Regions from separate parts of the Homo sapiens genome. Here region 2 is linked to region 1. A link is a contact called in ENCODE Hi-C data. All regions are on one chromosome and are shown on one strand. Each heading gives the region's core, a stretch centred on a gene start or an enhancer-like site at or near the end of the contact. The rest is flanking DNA. Distances are from core to core; before and after follow the strand shown.

Region 1 (6,309 bases), core at 1,800-4,299:
GAGACTTCAGTAAATTGGTACTATTTGCTTCCTACTTTATCTTCAAGAGCACATGACCTCTCCAGTTGTGATTCTTAAATTGTTAAAAATCACAAGATATTCCCTTGATACACTGGCCTCTTTTTGAGTCCTTGGGTAGGGTTGGAAGGTGATCTTGCAATACAGCGCATCTCAGCCTCCCTTCCAGCGTACTCTAATACCAGCATAAAGTGAGTGACGCTCCCAAAGAAGTAGGGTTGGGGGCTACCGCTACAATTTTGAAGTTTTCTTGACTCCTGGCTTGTCTTTAAAATGAATGCAAAGTTTGCATTTTATCCAGTAACATCGTGTTTGTTTTTAATATCAAAAAATGTTTCCCAAAGCCACCAAGGAAAATTCCTCCAGAAGGCAGGGTCTGCCTCCTCTGTCACCCAGGCTGGAGTACAGTGGCATGATCTCGGCTCACTACAACCTCTGCCTCCCAGGTTCAAGCAATTCTCCAGCCTCAGCCTCCTGAGTAGCTGGGACCAAGGCACACACCACCACGCCCAGCTAATTTTTGTGTTTTTTTTGTAGAGATGGGGTTTCGCCATGTTTCTCAGGCTGGTCTCAAACTCTTGAGCTCAAAGCGATCCACTTGCCTCGGCCTCCCAAAATGCTGGGATTACAGGCGTGAGCAACCACGCCCGGCCGAAGATGCAACATCTTTATCAGTGTTTTTCATGTAGCGCTTGTCTCCCACCACATACATACACACTGCACACCTCAGGGGCACTTCTGTACTCCATTTTGAGAAGTACAGCATCATAATTACTACTGCTTGATCTGTTTAGACCAGGGGTCCCCAACCCCCGGGTGAGCATTGCCGTTTGAGCACCACCTCCTGTCAGATCAGTGGCAGCATTCAATTCTCATAGGAGCACGAACCCTGATGTGAACTGCACATGGGAGGGATCTAGGTTGTGCACTCCTTATGAGAATCCAATGCCTGATGATCTGAGGTGGAACAGTTTCATCCCAAAATCATCTCCCCCTCCCACCGCGCCAGTCTGTGAAAAAACTATCTTCATGAAACCAGTCCCTGGTGCTAAAAAAGGTTGGGGATCACTGGTCTAGATTGTTTCTTGGCAAGAGGAAAATTTGGAGATTGTATTCAACTTTGACGATGCAGTGATTCCTTACCACTTCTCTGTAAGGAAATATTTGAATATATCATGCTTTGCAAGTTTCAGAACAGCACCAGTTTAGCTCTCTTGTGTATTTTAGTGGGGGTATTTAGCAATTCTTGGCTAACATAGGTAATTTGTTACAGTTGTTAACCTCTTTTGAACCCAAAAGGATGCTTTTAATCCAAATAAAGAGTAAGTAGCCATCAGAGCGTAATGGTTGTAAGTTTGGGCTCTAGGTCAGCCGGACTTCAATTCAATTTTTTTTCTTCTATTTATTCACTGTGTGTGCTTGAGCAAGTTACTTAACCTCTTGGATCCCCATTTCCTTCCTCTAGCCAGTCATTAAATATTGAAGTTCTTCAAGGTTCGATTCTAGGCTGCCTTCTTCTCTGTTACTAATACTCTCCTAATTGATTTTCTCTGTGCCTGCTATCTTAATTGTAACTCACATACAGCTGACATAACACATTTATATCTCCAATCTAGATTGCTTCTCCAAGCTCTGAATTCTTATGCACAGCTGCTTACTCTTTTTCTATGTCTTAAAAGCACTTTAAAGTCAACATGTCTGAGACCAAACTCATGATCTTTCCCTAAGCCTCAAACTGTTCTATTTCATTTTTCTCTCATTAAGCAATTTAGAAACTTGGGAAGCGTTCTTGATGTATATTTCTAGTCCCTACCTCCCCTATCCCACTCTGACCTGGCCAGTCTTATCTGTCACCAAGTACTGTAGATTCAGTAAAGATTTCTCAAAGCCTGCCTGCCACCCCTTGAGAATATGCTACCACCTTTCTTCCTGGTCTATTGAAGGAGTCTCCTAACTGGGTCTTTCCAAATGTATTCTTGCCTTGATCCATTATTTACATGATAGCCAGCATGAACTAATCTTTTACTCTACCCCTCCATAACCTTTCAGCGTCCTCTCTTTGCTTTTACGATAAAGATGAATTCTTAAGATGGCTGAGGAGCCTCTCAGTCTGGTCTCTAGCTACCTCTCCAGCATCAGTTTACATACTTTTCACTCTCTGTGTTCTGGTCACATTGGCTGCCTTTGTTGGTCCTTAAGCAGGACCAAGTCCTTAAGCTCCATCCTGCTAGAAAGCCTTTCCATATTTTATTCCTTCTGCCTGAAACACTCTGCTCTACCCCTGCCTCTTCCTCAGCTTGTTAGCTCCTCTTGCACCTGTGATGTCAAGGAAGCTTTCCCTGCATCCTTCCTAGGTTATGTTCCCTGGTTATACCCTCTCAGAACATTACATACGTCATCTTCATGGCACTTGCCACAATTGCAGTTTTTCATTTGTTTAATTATTTGTTAAGTGGCTGTCTCCCCCACTAGACTAAATGTTCCATGAGTGAAGGAAGGGTCATGCCTTGTATCAAGTCTCAGCATTGAACCAGTAGCACAGTGCCTGGCATATAATTCTGGAAAGAATTAATGAGTGTGTAATAGTTCTGACTCCATAGGAGAGTAGTGAGAATTAAATGATAAAAGGCCAAGCATATAATATCTGGTATTAAATTAAATTATCACACCACTCAAACCCAAATAGATGGGTAATTTTTATACATTAGATTTTCAGGGAACACAATATTTAAGTTGTTGGAATTAGCATGCTTCTCCCTTTACGTCTTTAAAAGTAATTTAAATATCATACTATAAATACCAAACATTCAAAATAGGTTGTCTCCTTTCTTACTCATTCTGAAAGGCCACAGTAAGCCAAGGAAACAGGGATGACCTGTCAGAGACTAGAATAGCTTCATGGGGGAGTGAGAAAAGGTCAGAAATGCTCTGGTGGAGGAAGAGATGGCAGCTGGGACCGCTGCTGCTCCTGCTGGGCTTGCCTGGTTACTGGCCAAAGGGAACAGATAAACAGCACCCTGAGCAGAAGCAGAATACTGGGTGACTGACACGGACTCTGTCCCAGTACCTCCACTGTGACACTGGGCAAATTACTTAACCCCCTAAGCCCTAGTTTGGACAGCTATAAAATAGGCATTGCCTAGTAGGTCTGCCTCCCAAAATTGACACGATGATTTATTACAAATGGTTGTGAAAGTATTTTGCAAACTAAGAAGTGCTGGAGTGTTAAGAAGATGCATTCAAAGAACAGTTGAAAGTTTGGAATTCACCAGGAGAATTTTTCTTGCAGAATGGTTAGGGAATCTTAAGGAAGATTAAATATCAAATAAATCCTAATTATCTCTACCTAATCAGATTTTATTTCCGTCAAAAATATTAATAATCTCTGATTACCTTTAATACTTAAACATCATTCCAGAGCTTACATCCACCCTGATTAAGGATGCTTTTCTCTCCCTAGGTTGGCTCCCCACTAACTGGCTGAAAGGAGCTAAAGCGTGGGGCATGGTGAAAGGGGGTGGTGATTATTGGAGAGCAACACACCCTGTATCAGGGTTTCTCCGCGAGTTGTGGTGCTCTTCACTTGATTTGGGATCTTGCCCATTGACTTGGCACAATTTCTCAAAGTGAGAAACTCTGCCTTGTCCTAGAATCAGTTGAATGAATCATTTTTTAATTTTGTGCTAATAGCCTGATGTGCTAATTCAGATGAATGAAAGCTGATCCTAAACTTAATTCTTGATTGTGGTTGCTTCTCTTCTTCCCACCTGTGGAAGCATAAGAACACTGCTACAAAAGAATGGATAGGGAAGAGGAGTTGAAATTCAAATCTATTTGGCATATCTATTTAAAGGTTCAATGGAAATGATCATGAACCTAATGGTCAAAGTGAGTAGAAGAGATGTATTGGTAGTCTTGTATTAGCCATGTTATAGAATGACCATGAGTTATTTAGAACAGGCTTTATTCATTTTGCGCAAATATTTGCAAAGTCAGGATGCCCAATAACATACCTGAGAATTGTGTTCTTCATATTTAGGTGTATGTGATAATTTGACCATAAAAAGGTGGGGAGGTGGGTTCTAACTTAAGTCACATTAAATATTTGTGCACAGGATTCTTCAGTGTAAGTTTTGTTTGTTTGTTTGTTTGTTTTTGCTTTTCATTTTGTTGTTGTTGTTGTTTTGAAACGGAGTCTGGCTCTTGTTGCCCAGGCTGGAGTGCAATGGTACGATCTCGGCTCACTGCAACCTCCACCTCCCGGGTTCAAGTGATTCTCCTGCCTCAGCCTCCCAAGTAGCTGGGATTACAGGTGCCAGCTACCACATCTGGCTAATTTTATATTTTTAGTAGACATGGGATTTCACCATGTTGGTCAGGCTGGTCTCGAACTCCTGACCTCAGGTGATCCACCCGCCTTGGCCTCCCAAAGTGCTGGGATTATAGGGGTGTGCCACCACTCCCAGCCCAATGTAAGTGTTTTAAATTGTTCCGCTGAGCAGTGAGATTTATATGCAGCTTTTGTATACAGAAAAGACCCTCCATCAGTGAATACTTGTATCAACAGGAAATTGTGGTCAAGAAGGAACCGCCGTATAACAATTTTGACGGGCTCAGTAGAATTCTGTTTTGTTAAAAGCAGGACATCATACCACCTGTGTTATACTTTAAACATTTTGGGATTTTTTCCATCTAATTCATACATATGTAGTTTAAAGGGTTTTTTTCTGTCTTAATGTGTTACATGCTCTTTGGGAACTGGCAAACAACAAAATGAAAAAAATGTATTCCCTTATATTGACACCCCAAGTTATAACAAATGTTTATAACTAGTATTTATAATTGATACATTTTAGGGGAAATAATCTACAGTATATCTGAATCTATATTATAATAATAAACTGTATTATAGCAGGGTCTTATTTTAACAAGGATATAGTTTATACTACTTTGTAATATTTATTTTCTCTTACTTAAATGCAGGTTTTCTTAGTTAAAAAAATCTCAGGCTCTGATGCTAGGCAGCTTTATGCCATGAAGGTATTGAAGAAGGCCACACTGAAAGGTAAGTGTTGCTGCTATTTGTAATGTTCATGTAGTCTAAACAAACTGAAAGGTCTCAATAGAGCTCATGGGACTCCTTGGCATGTTATTTACATTCTGAATAGGTTCCTGTTACCAGCTTTAAATTTAGGCTGACTTTTAGTGAATTTTTCCTGCTAGGCTAGGAATCATATAACTAGTGAGAACCAGAGTTGCCACGTTATAAAAGACGTATTATAAATTCATATTGAGTTTTATACAAGTAAACATTTAGAAGATTAAAACTGGGTTTGATTCATCTTCAAATTTATATATTTATTTTAATGTTTTTAAAAACGTACTGATTTACTGGCTGCAAAATAGCTTTTATTCTAAAGGACTTTATGACTTCTGGTCTCCAAGTAAGTTTTTATTCTGAGCCTATGATTTGAAAACCCTAATGCAGGATTTGGCTCTCATAGGTAAAAAGTAGTTAAGAAGAGGCCGGGCGTGGTGGCTCACACCTGTAATCCCAGCACTTTGGGAGGCCGAGGCAGGCGGATCACCTGAGGTTAGAAGTTCGAGATCAGCCTGACCAACATGGAGAAACCCCATCTCTACTAAAAATACAAAAAATTAGCTGGGCGTGGTGGCACATACCTATAATTCCAGCTACTCAGAGGCTGAGGCAAGAGAATCGCTTGAACCCGGGAGGCGGAGGTTGCTGTGAGCCGAGATCGTGGCATTGCACTCCAGCCTGGGCAACAAGAGTGAAACTCCGTCTCAAAAAAAAAAAAAAAAGTAGTTAAGAAGAAATATAGATTTAAAAATACTTAACTCTTCCTTTAATTTAGTGGTATCACTTATTTTAACCTCATAACCTCTAGATGTTTTGTGTATTGATTACTAAAAGTCCATTTTTTCCTCTTCAATTTACATGTAATTTATAAAGCTTTGAAAATATTCTCTAATATTTGCAATGATCATTTATTATTTCTGTTATTCCCAATTAGTTACCCACCATGGACATCCCAAGAAATTTCACTTCTCTCTGTAAACACTGTCGTTTGCTTCCATTCTGTTAACTCCCTTCCTGAACATATTTTCTTTCCTATTCAGTCCTACCCCATGGCATTACCACTTACTTGATTCCTGCTAGGACCAGGGAATTAAATTATATCCTCAATCCCCTGCCTTTCTGTCACTGCATTTGTGACTTTATACTCATGAATCCCATGTTACAAAGCTGCATAGATGAGACTCAGAGTT
Region 2 (6,309 bases), core at 1,221-3,720, 310 kb before region 1:
GTTTCAGCTGAGCTTAGGAGGAGCAAGAATTAAATGGGGTGTTGCGGGGGGGCATTCTGGGAAGAAACGGCCACATATGTGAAGACACAGATGTAAGAAACTATATGACACACTTTGCCTGAACAAAGTGCAGCCGGGGGAGGAGTGGTGGGGGAGGCACTGGCAGAAAATGAGACTGGAGAACTAACCAGATCATGAAGTGTCTCGTGCACTGCATCAAGGAGGTCAAAACATCCAGAAAGCCCTGAAGACACAATGTCAGATTTCAGGGTGGGAGTAAGATGCAAGTTTAGGAGAAGCGTTGAGGAAACAATGGGAACGACAGATTAGAAAGGGATGAGCCTGGAGACAGGGAGAGCAGTCTCAAGTCACTAAAGGATGAGAATAATTCATCCCAGGACCCAAAGCCCAGGAATGGCTCTCAGAAATGCCGGAGACCTGAACTGTGTAACTGGCCTGTGTGTCTGAATTGAAGACTATGAACTATATAAGCTAGGCAAGTTACCAAACTTCTCGAACCTCAATTTTTCCTCCATGAGATCAGGTGTTCTTCATTTCCTCAAAGAGATCTCAGTACTATTGAGAGAATCGAATGAGATGCTTGGCATAGAGTAAATACTCAGCAAATTGCCTTATAAAAGCACTCCAAGTGATCTTAGTTTTCAGCCAAGGTTGCAAACCACTGATTTAGTCCAACTACTTCAATTTTGTATGAAAATACAGAGGCCCACAGAAGGAAAGGGATTTGTTCGAGGATGCACTTCAAGTTAGCAAAACAGGGAAACTCGAGTCCAGCACATTTTGACCCTGCGGTGCAATGGAGAAGGGTTGGGTCTGAAGGTGGATGCTGGTATTGCCATCTGCTAGCTGTGAGACTGAACCAATTTCTAAACATCTCTCTCAGCCCCATCTGCAAGATGGGGATGACAACAGCATCCACATTATAGGGCTGTTCAAAGGATGAAATAGATTAATGCTCACAGAACACCTGGCACAGTACCAGGCACCATGAGATGTATTAATTAAATGCTAGCTATTGTTACCAGCTGTGCTCTGACTCAGCCCAGCATTCTTTCTGTATCTCCACCAGGCTGTATAAGACCTCTTGTGAATTTTGATCAGTGTTTTCTTCATCCCTTATGGATACACTCATGGAAATCGATTTTTAGATATTGAACTAAAAAAATAAAGAGCTGATTAGTTACAATTCTCCCTGCTGATACCAGGAGTTTTAATCAAATAAACCAAGTATATCTGTGTACCAAATGTCATCTGTGTACCATGTTCGTGCACAGGACCTAACCAGGTGCTGTTTGTGCTGTCACTGGGTATTTGAAGCCACTGTTTCCTGTGTGTAATCAATAATCGACACTAAAGCTCTGACAAAATGACCATTTTTAGAGTGCCATTAGCTGTCTCCCTGGATATGGCTGTAAATGTAACATAAGTACGTTCTTTATTGCATCAATTTCTTATTGCAGTCATGTTTATCTTCCTGAAGTAAAGCGCTCTGGGAGAAACTGAGTGGGTGGGTATTTTGGCTTGTTTTTCTGCTAAAGGATGATTCTGATGATCTTTTACTATTACCTGAAATTTGCGTGCTATTGCAGAAGCATCCTTCTCAAGGGAAGAACACGGGTACAGTGGAGCTAAAGTGCTTTTTCTGTTGTGTGTACAAATTAGGCAAGAGGTTTATAAACTTGCTTCTTACAGAAAAGTCACCCTGATAATTTTCTTTGTAGTATTTCTGAATATCCTAACCCCTAATTAATCAACATAGACCACCTTTTGCTTGTTTCACATGGAGCACAGAGCTTTCAAATTAGAGCACTGGGAGAAAATTGTTTTTTTTTTTTTTTGGTATATATAAAATTCTAATTGCCATCAGAAGCAAGGTAGCTATATAATTGCCAAAGCCAAAACAATATGTTTCTGAAGATACTTTAATTAGAGTTTGCTTCACATTTTATCTTCTTATGAAATTGAAAATACCAACCACAAAAACTCTGTGGAGAGAGCTTTCTCTGCATTTTGTTGCGTGCTTCAGTAAAGATTCTTGTATATCAGAATTGTAGATTCAATACCAAGAAACATAAACTTGTATTGTTAATTTGGGTGACCATGAGGGACACTGACTTAGTTCAACTAGGAAAAGATCATTAAAAATACTTCAAAGATTTTTATTATCCTGGGTTTCTGATTAAACAAATTATCTATAGAAAAGCCACTGCAGTTAATTTACTGGTTGGAACTTGCATGAAGTTAGGGATTTCAAGATAAACCCATCTCTGGACAAGTAAGCTACTTTCTTTTGTATTACCTAGTGTGTGAGGGTGGGAAGGGAGGGAATGCCATATGAAACCAGCTTCCTCATTGCTCTCTTATGAGTCACATTTACTTGAACACAGCTAATTTTAGTTTCAACCACTGTGACCCTCCTAGAAGTAGTAAGAACCAAATGAGTAAGCATTTGGAGGAAGTGAGTACCTTGCAACCAATGTCATCCAGAGCTCATTATTTTAACATCAACAAAGCCCTCCTCTATAATCAAATTGCCCACATTCTCAGAAATTGTATTTGTGATAAAGTGCATGATCAGCTTGAATTTTTCACCCCTCCCTGTATTACACCCTTTGTTATGTGACTTTGGAGTTTCCTCCATAAAGGCAGAGTGTATTTTGCCACTCCTTGTCTTTGAGCTAAGTTGTGTCACTTCCTTTGGTCAAACGAATGTGGTCAAAAGTGTCAGGGTGCCAGTGTGAAGTTTGCCTGCTTCTTCTTGCCATCCTGTGGCTCTGCCATCTTCTAGGAACATGCCTGGGGTGCAACCCATGAAGCTGAGCCTCCCCAGCAGAGCCCAGCCTAGATCAGCCCATCCCAGCCAACCATAGACTTGTGAGCAATAATAAGTCATTGCTGTTTTAAACCACCAACATTTGAGGTGGTTTGTGATGCAGCAGTAGTTAACTCTCATAATACTGCAACAAGTTATTGACCTGAGCTTTTCTGGGCCAGTGATCTGTAAATACATATAATTCATGGCTGGTCTAGTTTCTATAACGGAAAAGATATTATACAACTATTTTCTCAAGGATAGATTATTTATGTTGCATCAAAAAAATAATTTACCAACTACCTGTTGTGGGCTGGATGCTCTACTGGGTGCTGGTACAGGGGATGGAATATGAAGAAGTCCCGAAAGTCCCAGACATTTGTACATGGCCTTTAGAAACTGAAAAACTTGAACCATGACTGCAAAGACCATTCAAACTAGAGGCTGTAAAAACTTTCTCTTTTCAGAGTTCAGTTTCTTAAAGCCAGGTATTGTAATATCTTGATCTTTATTTGAATCCTGAATCCAGTATAGCAAGCACTCTCTCTTGCCTGATTCAGTAGAGGTTCAGGATGTTCCTCTTGTCTCAATTTTCTATGAAGGTGACTGGTTTAACCTAGGTGTATGACCCAAGGAGGAATGGCAAATTCTCATCAGCCAAGAGCCTCTCAATATGAATAGATGTTAGAGAGAGGTTGGCCTGGTATAGAGTCAGATGATGAGCTAGCAGTAGAACTTGGGGGTGTTCACCATTAAAATAGGCAGAAAGGGAGATCACTGTAGAGAACAGGGCCACTGGGCAGAGGTAGGATGGACTAGAGTATGATAATGAGGAGATCAAGGGGAAAGGAAGATGAAAGGTGGAATTTCAAGCTGGGATCTGAGGCAACAACTGGAATCATTATCAGAGGACCTGTATATTAGTTTGAGTGCTTGTTTGGATGGTTTTTAGCACCAGGTGGGGTTTATCACCTAGTTGGGACTTTCAGCTATGGTGTCTTGGGTGCTCTTTGTTCTGTAATTCTCTGTCTGCAATATCAAGAACCAGGACCATCTAGGGAGGAGAAGACTATTCCTCTAGGTCTGAAGTTGTATTTTTCTCTGCCCAAGGACTCTGATACATTCTGTAGTCATCATGGAAGCCTCATTCAGGGAGAGTTGAGTCCATTGGAAGTTCAGTCCTCTGAGAACCAGAGACATTGTGTGGCAGGTCCCTCTCCTGGGTCCTGGGACTTAGATCCTAGCCCCTGGGCTTGTGCTATGTCACAGCCTTGGCCTCTCTGCCTCCTCCTCATCAACCCACTCAGGGCATTCTGACCCATCCAAACATAAGCAGAAGATGACTCATCAGTGGGCTGCCTATGAATCATGGCTTGGTCCCAATGTGGAAAGGCAGAGTGAATGTAGAGCTGGAAAATTAATGTGAATCAGGATGCATTTGGTGTTGACATTTATATCTTAGTGTAATTTGACTCAATGTTAATCCTCTTTCGAGTTTAATAATGACAGCAGGACATTCAAAGTCACTGTGATTGATGACTTCATTCCTGATTCAGATTCAGCCTGAATGTCCATCATGTTTGGTATTAAACCTCAATTTCAAATTAGCTGCTGGTCCCAATTAATGACTAACTGAACAGATGAGATTCCACAAGTCTTGATGCCAAAAAACTTCAAAATCAGTGCTATCGACCATTTTCTTTTAGAGAGAGAAACAGATCTTCTCATGAGATCAGCCTTCAGAACTGTTGTTAGTTTTAACATATTGACAGTTCTGATTGGTCTCTTTTGTTCTGTTGGTTTGTTGGCTACTTAACCTATTTCTCAACTTGTTCCACAAACAAAACAATAGTTTTAACCTCTGAACAACAAACAACTAAGTAGGCATTTCTTTAAAACAATTTGTTCGAACTCTTTTTGTATTGTGTACCTTCATGAGGATCAGAAGTCATGTCATCATCACCTCATAGTTTATATTTTTAACACATCATGTGTCAAATGATGGTCTAAGTTATTTATTTTGTTGAATTCTCCCAGAAACCCTATTATCATCCCTGTTTTTCAGATGAAGAAGTTTAGTCAGCATTTCAGAGAGCTCTAGTAACTCACCAACAATAATATAGTTATTGAGTCATGGAAGTCACATTTTTAATCCAAGCAAGCTAACTCCAAAGTCTCTGCTCTTAACTTTTATGCTACTAACTTCACCAAATGCAAAAGTCCATATTACCAAGTCTCACTTTCTAGTCAACATTTGAAAATGATATTTAGTACAGGAATAACTTAAAGATAGGCTTTCTTTTAGATTCATTCTAGGAGAGTAAGAATGCTTTACAATACCCTTGAATCAACTTAATTGTTTTCCCCAATATTGATCCTATTGTCACCATTTACTACGACTTGTATCATAACTGCAGTACCTTCAATTTTTATCTTGGTGAATTGAGATTCCTGGGCTAATACTACAACTTAAAAGGCAGGATTTTCCCGTTTTATAAACAATCTTCAACTTTTCTTTCCTAATCTGTCTGCCTTGTGGTTATGTCTAGCAGCCATCAATTAACAGAAATGTCAGTAAGACAAGCTTACCAAAGTGGGGTGGGGGAAGGGGAACCAAAATGAAGAATGTTATGCCAGGAAATACTTTAATGTAGGTGGAGCTCTGCCAACTTGTATTATTATAAGAAAACAAAGAAACTTTATTAATCCAACAGGCATTACACTTTGACTTTTATTTTGATTTTATTTTTGAGCACGCAGTTGAATTCTTTGCACACAGATTTTCCTTATTTTTGTAAGCTACTTGCTTCAAATAAAAGGAAGACTATTTTGGTGGCAAGATATGTATGTCTTTCAATTTGTATTCTTTCATTCTTCTCGAATATCTACAAAATTCTCTTATCTATGGTGTTTGAGAAGCAAAAATGCTACTGAAGCAGAACCAATCCAGTACCATACTTCCTTTGGTTAGGCAAAATTTATTGCAGAAGGAATTGTAATGTTTGCTTCCTAAACTGCCCCAGGAGCAACTAAATCTCCTGAAGTAATTATAAATAATGGACAATTTCATGCATAATTTGCTCCATTATTAGGATTTATTACCAAAAACTAAAAAAAAAAATACAAAAAGAAAGCTCTAAGCAATAACAGTTCACTCATTGAGGGTGCAGACTGACTCTGAATAGCGCAAAAGATGCAGACGACAGAAACTCTAGGCCTAGCACATTTAACCTTTCATGGCCCCTCTCTTCCTCGCCCCAGACTGTCTCCACCCTCCCTCAGCAGGTGCCCACAGGCAGATTGATTGAGTTAATTGAGTGACCACCTGAATATCTAAAGAGAAAAAAGTTACATCCAGTTTACTTATGCACTTTCCTCATCAATTTTTCTCTGCAAGAAAGAATAGCATGTAGAAAGATATATACATTGCCACACTTTAAACACACCCTTAAAATTTTTATTTGCGGTAAATTCAG

The links. Hi-C counts contacts between places; a loop is a spot of excess contacts on that map. Pooled maps may share reads with other maps.
Region 2: a pooled map shows a loop between it and region 1 (6-fold over the local background). The contact joins two enhancer-like sites. A Hi-C loop is called at or near these places in 5 of 37 single-sample maps with no recorded cell type and 3 of 50 pooled maps.

Annotation. Positions count from the first base shown.
Region 1 is chrX:20,202,796-20,209,104 of GRCh38, reverse strand. RPS6KA3 (ribosomal protein S6 kinase A3) reads left to right here. Exons shown (of 22, transcript NM_004586.3): 4 at 5,002-5,083. Among named protein-coding and RNA genes, the nearest start is that of RPS6KA3, 61 kb to the left of the region's middle. Within about 2 kb of position 3,049, at least 3 of the 41 ENCODE cell types and tissues checked have a DNase peak (open chromatin) inside an H3K27ac peak, as active enhancers do.
Region 2 is chrX:20,512,477-20,518,785 of GRCh38, reverse strand. No RefSeq gene overlaps it. Among named protein-coding and RNA genes, the nearest start is that of RPS6KA3, 250 kb to the right of the region's middle. RefSeq lists a silencer at 2,284-2,433 and an enhancer at 3,651-4,850. Within about 2 kb of position 2,470, at least 6 of the 41 ENCODE cell types and tissues checked have a DNase peak (open chromatin) inside an H3K27ac peak, as active enhancers do.